Linked DNA regions of Mus musculus: region 2 is linked to region 1. The links are chromatin loops, found by intact Hi-C in ENCODE. Cell type or tissue: left cerebral cortex. All regions are shown on one strand. Links, peaks and the distances in the headings refer to the core of each region. The heading gives the core; the rest is flanking DNA.

The links. A loop is a pair of places that touch in the nucleus more often than their neighbours do. Peaks named below come from ENCODE experiments on the same cell type or tissue, not always from the same donor. Only the 100,000 strongest peaks of a DNase experiment are listed, where the experiment ranks them.
Region 2: a loop joins it to region 1, with 2.1 times the contacts of the local background. A loop is called at or near these places in 7 of 42 quality-filtered maps.

Annotation. Positions count from the first base shown.
Region 1 is chr5:114,049,006-114,054,374 of GRCm38, reverse strand. All of the region lies in intron 6 of Svop (SV2 related protein), which reads left to right. Among named protein-coding and RNA genes, the nearest start is that of Gm16108, 14 kb to the left of the region's middle. In left cerebral cortex, for the core only: a CTCF peak has its summit at 2,071 (motif pointing left); DNase peaks (open chromatin) are centred at 1,733 and 2,014.
Region 2 is chr5:114,102,464-114,107,832 of GRCm38, reverse strand. Usp30 (ubiquitin specific peptidase 30) reads right to left here. Exons shown (of 13, transcript NM_001033202.3): 2 at 5,341-5,369; 3 at 4,007-4,189; 4 at 1,982-2,085. Among named protein-coding and RNA genes, the nearest start is that of Usp30, 4.8 kb to the right of the region's middle. In left cerebral cortex, for the core only: a CTCF peak has its summit at 3,358 (motif pointing left); DNase peaks (open chromatin) are centred at 4,640 and 4,860; H3K27ac peaks cover 637 bases.

The DNA of each region.
Region 1 (5,369 bases), core at 143-5,142:
CACTAAAGCATACAGAACAGCAGACATCTGGATAGCATCTGTACCTTGCTCTGGGCTATCAGCCATCCAGAGGTGGTTTACAGCACACCGAGATGTGAGCATGCCCGTCTCTATCAAATACGACATCATTTATGTAGGAGGGAGTTGAACAGCTTCAGGTCTAGCTACCAGCGCCAGCACCCTGGAGATAAGGGGGATGACTCTGTGTCCTCATTGCCTTGGAATGTGGGGATGGCCGTGCAGGGCCTCTGGAACCTGAAGCCACGTGGGACAGAACACCAGCAGCATCAGTATCCTTCAGTTAACAGCAGCACCAGCAGTGCCCAAAGGCCCTAAGAGAGAAGTCACAACAAGCCAGACCCAACTTTGATGGCCCGGTTAACATCCATACATCATGGCCTCCAGCAGTTACTAAGCTGTTGCGGTTGAGTGTGGGACTTTTGGCCAGTTGTGGAGGCACAAGCCTTTCATGCCAACACTTGGGTGGCAGAGGTAGATGGAACTCTATAAGAGTTTGAGGATAGCCGGGTCTACATAGTAAGTTCTAGGCTAGCCAGAGCCACAGAATAAGATCCTGTCTCAAAAACAAAACCACCACCAACAACAACAACAACAAAAAAAAACTTTACGGGATTCTTGAACAGTCCCGGCATGAAAGCTTTTTCTCTGTGAGCCAAGACCGGTGGAAGATGCTAAACTCAAGTCCACACAAATCCACCCCCACAGACTCCATGATGTCAGCAAAGACCACTGCAGCTTCAATGCCTTCTCAACTTTTAGAACAATCTTTCCTTTGTAATGGGAATACTGGTTTTTGTTTGTTTGTTTATTTATTTATTTATTTATTTATGTTGGTTTTTCAAGACAGGGTTTCTCTGTGTAGCCCTGGCTGTCCTGGAACTCACTCTGTAGACCAGGCTGGTCTCGAACTCAGAAACCCACCTGCCTCTGCCTCCTGAGTGCTGGGATTAAAGGCATGTGCCACCACACCTGGCCTGGAATGCTGGTTTTAAAAGGATATTCTGCATGCTCCATTCCATGTCCAAGCTGGAGCCTATCCATTCCTCAGACTATCAGTGCCAGGGGTGGCATAGCATACACATATATACACAGCATGTGATATGTATGCATTATATGTATATACATATATATATATTTATATATATATATATACACATACATACACACACACACATATACATATATATACCATGAACTTTACAATCACAACTCTCTGCTGGGGCTCCTTCGGGACAGTCTGGAGAGACAATCTAGGAAGGGCAGGTTCACCATGAATCAGTGTGGCGACATCACAGTCTCTGTAGACCAGAAGGCCTCGGTTTGAATCCTGACTCTGTGCTGTGATCTCAGGGGAGACCCTGATCCTTTCTCTGCATCAGTTCCTTTCTCTACACATGCCCTGTCAAAGGCTGCATCGCTGCAGACGAGACACTTGGCCACCTTCAAGTTTGCCCAGCAGGCCCTCAGTTTGATCCCTAGCACCCACAAATCGAGTGTGGTCTCTCAGACCTGTGACCCCAGCACTGAGGAGCTGGAGGCAGGAGGATTGCAAGCTCAGAGTCGTCCTTAGCTAAGTGACAGTCCAAGTACCTGACACCAGGCTTCCAAACAAACCAACAAACATTTTCCTATGAAGTCAGAGCTTGGCACCAGTCCAGTTCCCACAGGAACTGACGAAGTCAAATCCTGTGCAGGAGGATGACAGACAGAGTGTAGTGTGAAGGGGGGACTGACCATGAGGATCTAACACCCAGGCGTGGCTTCCTGCCTCTGGAAATTCATTGAACCTGTTCCACTCCCTCCCCTGACTTCCCGATGATGACTTCTCCTGACATCTATCTGAGTTGGCACCCGACACGTTTTCCTGGAGTGGAAAAGCATGATTTCACACAATCCAGGAATTAAAAAACCACTGGAGCTCTAAGCAGAGGCCATTAACAGGAACACAGCCAACAATCTGGGCCGGCAGCAGCTGGTGACCTGTGGCACAACTGTAGCCCAGCTCCCAGAATTCCTGCATATGGACCACTGGCCACCGAGCAGCGCCCCCTGGTGGCTGGAGGAACTGTAGCGGCTCAGGTCAAATTCCTCCTCCCTGGATGCTACAGCAGATGTTCGCTACCCTAAATGTCTGCTCACAAATCTCCTGAAAACAGCGCAGAGGGGCGCAGAGGTGATAGGAATCTTTAGCAGAGCTTGTAAACAAAGGAAGGATACTTTCAAACAATCAGAAACTTTGAGAAACTTCTGGAAGCTTATGAGTAAATGAAGACTTACAAGTGACTAGATCAAAGAAAAGACTACACCCCAAATTGGCTGCAGGGCACCTCATGAAGAAAGGCTTCTTCCCAGCGGCTGGGAGATGTGTCATTCCCAAAGTCCCTGGTACAGGGAGGGAGGGGAGCACACCAGGTGTTGTGTGACAGAACTTGTCCTGGAGACCTACACACCCCAGACTGGGATCCCACTACAGACTAAAGTAGAGCTACCACCTGAAGGAGACCTCTGCACAGCCAGGATTCCCTTTTGGAACCCTTAATTAGGCACAAACCACACCGGAGGACCTGTTTTCACAAGAAAAGTTAAAAGTGGCTGCTTTCTGGAGAAAAACAGCAGGCAAATGACCTCGCAGGTGTAACTTTTAAGAGAAAAAGGGAGGACTCTGTTAGAATGGGCCAGGGTGCGGTGAGAAGTTTTGATTGGGTATGTTAATTAGGTGAGCCAAAGGGGGGTTTGATGGCTGGACTTTAATACTTCGATAGCTGGACCTTGGAAGTCAGCTTCCGGAGGAGGAAGTGGCCATATAAGGGAACAGACCTTCGAGGCTAGTTTAGGAATGTAATCGAAGGGTTTTTAGCAAGGCAGAGGGAATGGGGGAGAAGGGCAAGGCCTGCCAGAGCCACACTCAACATATTCAAGCTGGCCAGGGTCCCTTTACCACCCAAGTCCATCTTGGTTTTATTGGGGTTACTTATAGGAATAGGGGTGAGGGGTTACTTACAGGTGCAGAAATGACTCCAAGATGGTTAGTTGCATCATCAAGGCTACCCCAGGTAGGGTGACAGCTCACAAATCTGGGGACTTGGAGCACACTGAACAGCCTGCAGGCAGCTCAAGAGGTTGGAGAAGTGTCCTTTCCAGGTGCTCCAGTTGGTTTAAACCTCTTTCCGGCAGCTCAGTAGGTCTCTCTTTCTTCCAGGCAGCTGGTCTCAGGAGTCTTCCTCACAGTTCAGCTTGGATTCGCTCCTCTCAGTGTAACGCTCAGATTTTACCATTTACTCCAGGGAGGGGGTTGGGGAGGGGCGAGGTGCAGTGAGTCTTGTAAGTTTCAGGGACTTCCTGAAGCTACACGGAGCTGTTTATCTTCCTGCTTAAGCAGCTTCCCTGTAGAGTGGAATGTTTCAGTCTTGGAGAAAACTGTTACACAACACTCCACCCTTTCCCCCATCTCTTAAATTCTTTCTGCCTCATCTTCTCCAAGGACCCCTGAGCCTTGGAAAGGAGTGATTATAGTTGTCCACCTATGGCTAAGAAACAGGCTAGCATGCCATAGTAACAGTCACTTGATCTTGGGAGCTTCACCAGTCAAAAAGGCACAATAATGATCTATAGGCATAAACACGCGTGTGGAAGGCAGATTGACAGGAACGTCACGTTCGTCTAGAAAAACCATAGAAGTGGCTTCTCCATTGTATCCTATGACCTTCCCAGCCATAGATCTTTATCCTGGATTGCAGTACCAGATACGAACTCCCTCTTGCAGAGCAGGTCTTAAATCCAATCAGAAGGCAGTTGTTCTTACCCACGACAGCTGAGCCACTATTGCACAAGCAGACACATCATGCCTGGCACATTTGTATTTCAGCACACAAGGTCCATAGGCAAGCAGGAATGTTGGTGGCCATTCTCCGCTTGCCTAGCTCCTTTGACACCATGAAAGCCAGCCAGGAGAGTGGGAGTTTCCAGCTCGCTCCGGGTTAATTTCTCCATGCCCTATAGTCAAAGTCCGAGCATGTGGTATCTTCAGTGATAGGGTCTTACTGTCTCGTTCTTGCACAGAGCCAACAGCAGTAGCAATAGCCTTTATGGTTTGAGGGGCCTGAGGGGCTCCTCTGGTCCATAGCTCACTTGGAGGTAGCCCGCCCTAGTCACCGAGGCTCCCATTCAGTAATCTTATGGCTTCGAAGAGGCTTATGTCCTTTTCCATCCATGTAGGGTACCTTTTGGACTCAGACTTCTTCACAGTTATCATTTTAACAACCTCCTTTTCTTCTTTCAATTAACTGAGCCCTAGTAGGATCGTAAGGCAAACGGAAATACCCCCGTACCTGTTTGCCTCTCCTTTGGCTTTCCAAATCTGCGGACCACTCATAGCTTAGCATTATGTCATCTACATGTCTGAACCTTTTCCAGAGTTTAGGCAGGACAAGGCAACGTGACCAGGAAAATCCCTGAAACCCTGTCCCATCACAAAGATGACCTGAATGTCTGCTGTCATCTGTTCTCAGCAGGTGTCAGGAGAGCCCAGAAGCTCAGAACTGAGACGGTACTAAAGTCAAACTTAGGTGAGGTTTAATACAGTGCACATGTGCCATCTGTTTGTATCCATTTGTATCAATTGCTTCCTCCAGAGGTGGAGGCTGGGTACACAGAGGCACTACTTAATTAGCTCACCTTAACCCTTGGTCAGTCTCTCTGAGATACTATGTTTCCATATCCCCGAAGCCTCCCTACTCTTCTCTATGTCTGACCTATTCAGTGAGCCTGACTTAATTTGCTCAGACCTGCTCAGGGTCACCGGGGCCAAGGCTCTGCTCTCTGCAGCTGCACCTGCTGGCTCACTGGGTCATGGAAGCCCTGGATTGGCACTGTGGATGTGGCTGTAGCTGTTGAGTCTCCATCCACCATACCCAGTTGCCCAGAGAGTTCCTGGCTGAGCAAACCATCTCCACCACTAGTGTAACCTTTTGATGGAGGTAAATAGACCCTCCTTAGTCTAGGGAGAGACTCCCCACCCTAGGACAGCTTGATCATCTTCACCTGTATTGCTCAAATCGGACATCTTCTGTGACCACTCCTCAGGCTGCAGAGTCTTCCAGAAGTCTTAGCACACGATTTCATTTTCTATTAGTTCTCTCCTTACGAGCTCCAACTCCACACAAACCTCATCACATTTGTCTTTGAGCAACCCAGACAGACTTCTTTCTCTGATTTACCCTTTAAACGACATCTCCACTAGGTGGTTCTCTCACCGCATGGACAGTCTTTACATGCAAAATCACGGAGATCTGCCGAAGCCTTTACAAAGATCTCGCCCCACCATAGGGCTCAGCAAAGCCACCAATGTG
Region 2 (5,369 bases), core at 281-5,280, 53 kb before region 1:
AAAATATCTCCAGCTGGGCAGTGGTGGTGCACGCCTCTAATCCCAGCACTCGGGAGGCAGAGGCAGGTGGTTTTCTGAGTTTGAGGCCAGCCTGGTCTACAGACTGAGTTCCAGGACAGCCAGGGCTACACAGAGAAACCCTGTCTCAAAAGAGAAAGGAAGAAAGGAAGAAAGGAAGAAAAAAAGAAAGAAAGAAAGAGAGAGAGAGAAAAAGAAAGAAAATGTGCCCAGAAGATCCAACTGTAAGGCATTTTCTTAATTAGAGAGTGATGTGGAAGGGCCCAGCCATTGTGGGTGGGGCCATCCCTGGGCTGGTGGCCCTGGGTTCTCTAAGAAAGCAGGCTGAGCAAGCCAGTAAGCAGCACCCTCCATGGCCTCTGCATCAGCTCCTGCCTCCAGGTTCCTGACCGCCCCCCCCATGAGGACAAGAGCTGCACTCAGGTGACCTCACTGACCCTCCCCATTCTGATTGGTCGAGTAAAGGCTGAGCTGATGACTGCACAGTGGAAGGGAAAGGTGGGACTGGAGGTCTGAGAGAGAGAGGAGGAGGGAGAGAGGATGGAGGAAGAGGAAGAGAAAGGAAGATGGAGCAGAACTACGTGGCCTGGAGAAGCCGCAAATAACAAGGGATCTCATAGCTGGGGAATAGATTAGTGATAGCTCTGCCCAATCCAGGCATATGACTTATAAATATAATAACTGGTTGTGTGTTTTTATGCCGGATTATTGGGGTAAGAAATTACCGCAGCAGCTGAGTGTGTGCTTCAGTGCTGCCAACACAGCAGGTGACAGGGAAGTCACTCTGCTTCTCTGAGCCTTACAGGCTGTCATGGGGGTGCACCCAGGTAACACTCAGGAATGACTGAGCCAGTGTATCTCCTACAGCTCCTGGTTTAGACACAGAGTGGACTGCCTGTCAGTGTGAGCTGGTCAGGACTGACTAGATGCTGAGGTGCTGGGCATGGCCAAGAGCAGGCGCTCTGCCTGCTGAAGAACAAGAGAACACAGACGCCCCCTCCTCCCCTCCTTCCCGCGGCCGCACCGCTGCTGCCCACACACTGCTGTGCACTGACCCAAGGGTCACTTGGTATAAGTCATCCTTGACAGAAGGTGGAACTTAGAAAAAGTCACAATGTCCTTGGAGCCAGTCTCTCAGCTGAGACACAGGAAAGATGGCTGAGTCAGAGCAATAGCTAAGGGTCATTTCCAAATGGAGACGGAAACACATCTAGCTCGCAAGTGCAGCCAGTGAGATAAACCTTCAGAGAGACACTCGTCACAGAGACACTCGTCACACACTTCGTGATGGAAACATGCCACAGGGCTGCAGATCAGTGAGAACAAGCGACAGAACCCTCCCGCTCCAGCCTCGTGCAGAGCTGCGGAGGGGCTGCCTCCCTGCCTCAGTCCAGGTCGGGATGCTGACAGCAGACAGGAGGAGCAGCTGGGGAAGGTGCGTGCAGCTGGAGCATCTCACCCCAGGGCCCCAGTCTGCTGGCCTGGGCCTCGGAGGGCGGCACAGCAGACTCCAAAGACCACAGTGAAGTTGCAAAAGGGAGGGCAGAAGATCCCGAATGAAGCCCGTGGCTGTGAGGTCTGGGGACAGTTTGAGCCTCCTCTGAAGCAAGGGTGAGGGCTGAAAGAGCGTCTCACACTAACCGTGCTCTCTCCCGACCCGAGGGCATCAGTGGGAAGCCAGCAGCTTTTCCCTTTGGCCACTGTCTAATGCCCCAGTGCCAGCGTCTGTCTACCTACTGAGTGACAAGTGCTGTGTCCTCTCTAGTGGGGACAGCAGTGAGACGCTGGCTCTCTGCTCACATCAGGAGATCTAACAAGAAGACATGCCTAGCATGTTCAGGGCCCTGGGCTCGATCCCCATGGCGTGTGCACACCCCCATGCATACGTGTCCATGCACCCCTTCCCCCAGTCCCTAGGTTAAAGGCGTCTGTCTCCCAGGTCTCCTGCTGTCGGAGTGCTCACCTGCTCCTCAAAGGACGAGATCTGCCATCTGTACATTCTCAGGACGTCCAGCAGACAGCTGGCGTCCAAGACCTCGTCCTCGGTGACTTCTTGGCAGGACAGAGCTGGGTACAAGAGAGGAAGACAACTGAGTCAGAGCATAAGAAAGTGCCACACATGCATGCAGAGGTGACAGTATGACAAGTGACACTGCAGCTCTCTCAAGTTCTTTGGAGCCTCACACAGTGCGGAGTGAGCAAGTCATGTTTGTTGAATGAATCTAAGATTTCAGAAAGTTACAAATTACCATCTGATAAAGAGGGATGTTATAAGCCGGCTGAGTATGGTCTGAACTCATAGTTCTCAAGGTTGGAAGGCACTCACTACCAGGGTGACCACTGCTGCAGCCTTTGCTCCTGCTTGTGTGCTCTTGACCACCAGGTGCTGAAGGGGCAGCTGAAGGCTTCACTTTAGAATCACAATAAAGCCCAACCAACAGAAAAGTCTGTGTGGCACAGTGCATAGGCCACACATAGTCCCTGCTACTGAGGATGCTGGGGTGGGAGGCTTTCCTGACCCCACGAGGGTGGGGCCAGTCCTGGCAGCAGCACAAGATCCCTTCCCAAGTAACAACAACAACAACGATGATGATGACGAATAACATAAACAAAAGAAAGATGCAGGTGGGTCTGCTAAGGAGTCACAGTTTTGTGTACACCAGCGCTCAGCTCCTTTCCCTGAGGACAGTGTGCTCTGCGCATGAAGCACAGAAGCAGCCATAGGCTAAGCACACACAGCCTGGATGCTGAAAAAGTGTCACTAGCGAGTTAGGCAGCTCGGGGCAGGAGGGATCCGCAGTGTTTGACACAATGCCTGGAGTTCAGAGCCCAGCACCAGCATCAGGGGGCTCGCCACCTCTGACTCCAGCTAAGAACCTGGCATCCTCTCAGGGCCATGGATACCCAGAGATGCACACAGATACATGAACAGTAAAACTCATCTAAGCAGGGTGTGGTGATGCACGGCTCGAATGCCAGTTTCAGGAGGCGGAGGCAGGAGGATCCCTGTGAGTTTGAGGCCAGCCTGGTCTACAGAGTGAACTCCAGGACAGCCAGAGTTACACAGTGAGACTTGTCTCAAAACAAAACAACAACAACAAAACAAAAACAAACAAAACAACAGGGAACCCACTGGCCACAGACTGCGACTGCCATTCTGACCACAGTGCAGGAGCACAGCTCAGTGCTGCTCAAGTGGGAGATAAAGGAAGGGTCACACAGACTCACATACACATGAATAAAAAATGAATCCCAGCACTAGGGAAATGACTTAGTGGTTAAGAGCACTGACTGATCTTCCAGAGGTCCTGAGTTCAATTCCTAGCACCCACACAGTGGCTTACAACCAACTGTAATGGGATCTGACGCCCTCTTCTGGTGTGTCTGAAGATAACCACAGTGTATTCACACACATAAAATGACTAAATTAATTAATCTTTTAAAAATTAAAAAAAAAAAGTGCCCACATCTTTTCCCAGACACTAACTGTGGCAGTGAGATTAGCAGGCCTGGCAGACCTGACCACATTGCACGGGCTCACTGAATGCTGCTAAAGTACCTTCAGGAGAGGTCAAGCTATCCCCTCCCCTCCTCTCCCCTCCCCTTCCCCCTTCCTCCCTTCCCCTCCCCACCCCCTATTAAACTGAAAGTTGTTTTTTTTTTTAATAGATAGTTCCATTTTTAATTTTTTTTTAAAGTAGGGCTGGTGAGCAGGCTCTGTAGGTAAAGGCACCAGCCCCCAAACCTCACAGCCCGAGTTCAGTCCCCAGGACCAGACAGTAGATGAGAACCAACGTTGTCCTGAGCTCCCTATGTGTGCTGCGTGCACACACAACAAATACAACTGTTTTCCCAATCTGATGCTGTCTCTTAGGTTCTCAGTGCACACCCCTCCCCCACAACGTCTTTTCCTACAAAGTGGCTCCCCTAAGCCTCTTATTCTGTCAGCTAGACACTGAAAATGGTCGTTCCCTCAGGTCCCCAGTACCTTTCAGGAGGTTCAGCAGTGTTAAGGACAGGCACTGGTGAGTGTGTGGCCCCTGCTGGTCCCTGGAGTACTGGGTGGTAAACTCTTCCAGCCACTTGACAAACGCAGGGCAGGCAGACAGGCCCTGCAGCAGCGAGTTCATGAAGCAGGTATTCCCCAGATTGACAAGGCCAGGCACAAGCCCTAGGGAGGGCGCGGGAGGAAGAGGACAATGCATCACTGGGGAGACCTTCCTTCCTCTTCCTCACGCTTCTGGGACCCGGCATCTATGCATGGAGCCCTCAGTCGGGATTTCACCCTGAGCGAGCCTGGGCACGGGACATGCTATGCTGTAGACTGAGCCGCAGTGTGGGCCTCTGTCTTGTGTTCTCTCTGAAACCCTTCCAGGTGCCCGGCGCAGATACGAAACGGATAAAAGCGGCAGCGGCAGCAGCAGCCATGCCTTCCTCCTTGCCTCATGCGCTCCTGGACGCTCTCTCCTTTAGTTAGAGAGCAGTGCCCTACAATAGCTGGCAACTGTACTGCCTCCCGGGACAGTGCTTTTGTTCTTCCCACGGCAACTGAGAAAGACACTGGTCAGTCTGCCTGCAGAGATAGCAGCACTGACTGGCTCACAAGATGCCCTCATTTCCTCTTCTGCCAAAACTCATGAGCTCAGTACACAGAGCCCAGGCTGGCCACCAGGCCTTGTTTAGAAACTCTTTAACATAAGAGTGCTCATGAAAACATGCAGGGAACTTCTCTATGACCATCCCCTCAGCTCCCCTCTCCCACTCCCTCCTTCCCTCCTGTCTCTCAGAGAAACCACTGCTGTGATGTAATCAGTCAGCTGCAGGACTGAAACATAACCACACACTAGTAACAACAATTGAGCCACTTGAAACACAATGGCCTGCCTTTTTTCACCCCCCTCCTCGGGATGGGGTCTTGCCTATGTCACACTCTGGCCTGGTACTTGCTGTATAAAGCACAGGCTGGATTCAAATTCATAGCATCCTCTTATTCCAGCATCCCAAGTGCTGGAGTTAGAGGCATGAGCCACTGGGCCAGCACAAAGCATGTCTTAAACTCACATGTAAGCTGGGAAGCAGAGGCAGATGAATTTCTGAGTTTGAGGCCAGCCTGGTTTACAGAGTGAGTTCCAGGACAGCCAGGGCTACACAGGGAAACCCTGTCTCAAAAAAAACAAAAAAACAGAGCCTTCCCACCACAGGGTGGGGAGTTCTACTTCGTAGACCATGGTCCTCGCTTTAAAGCTAAGAGGGCCAACCACTCAAACAGACAAGAGAGGCTCAAGTCAAACCCAAGACCTCGATGCAGGGCCCCATCCCTACCTTTTCTCCGCTTCTTCCTCTCTGTAATG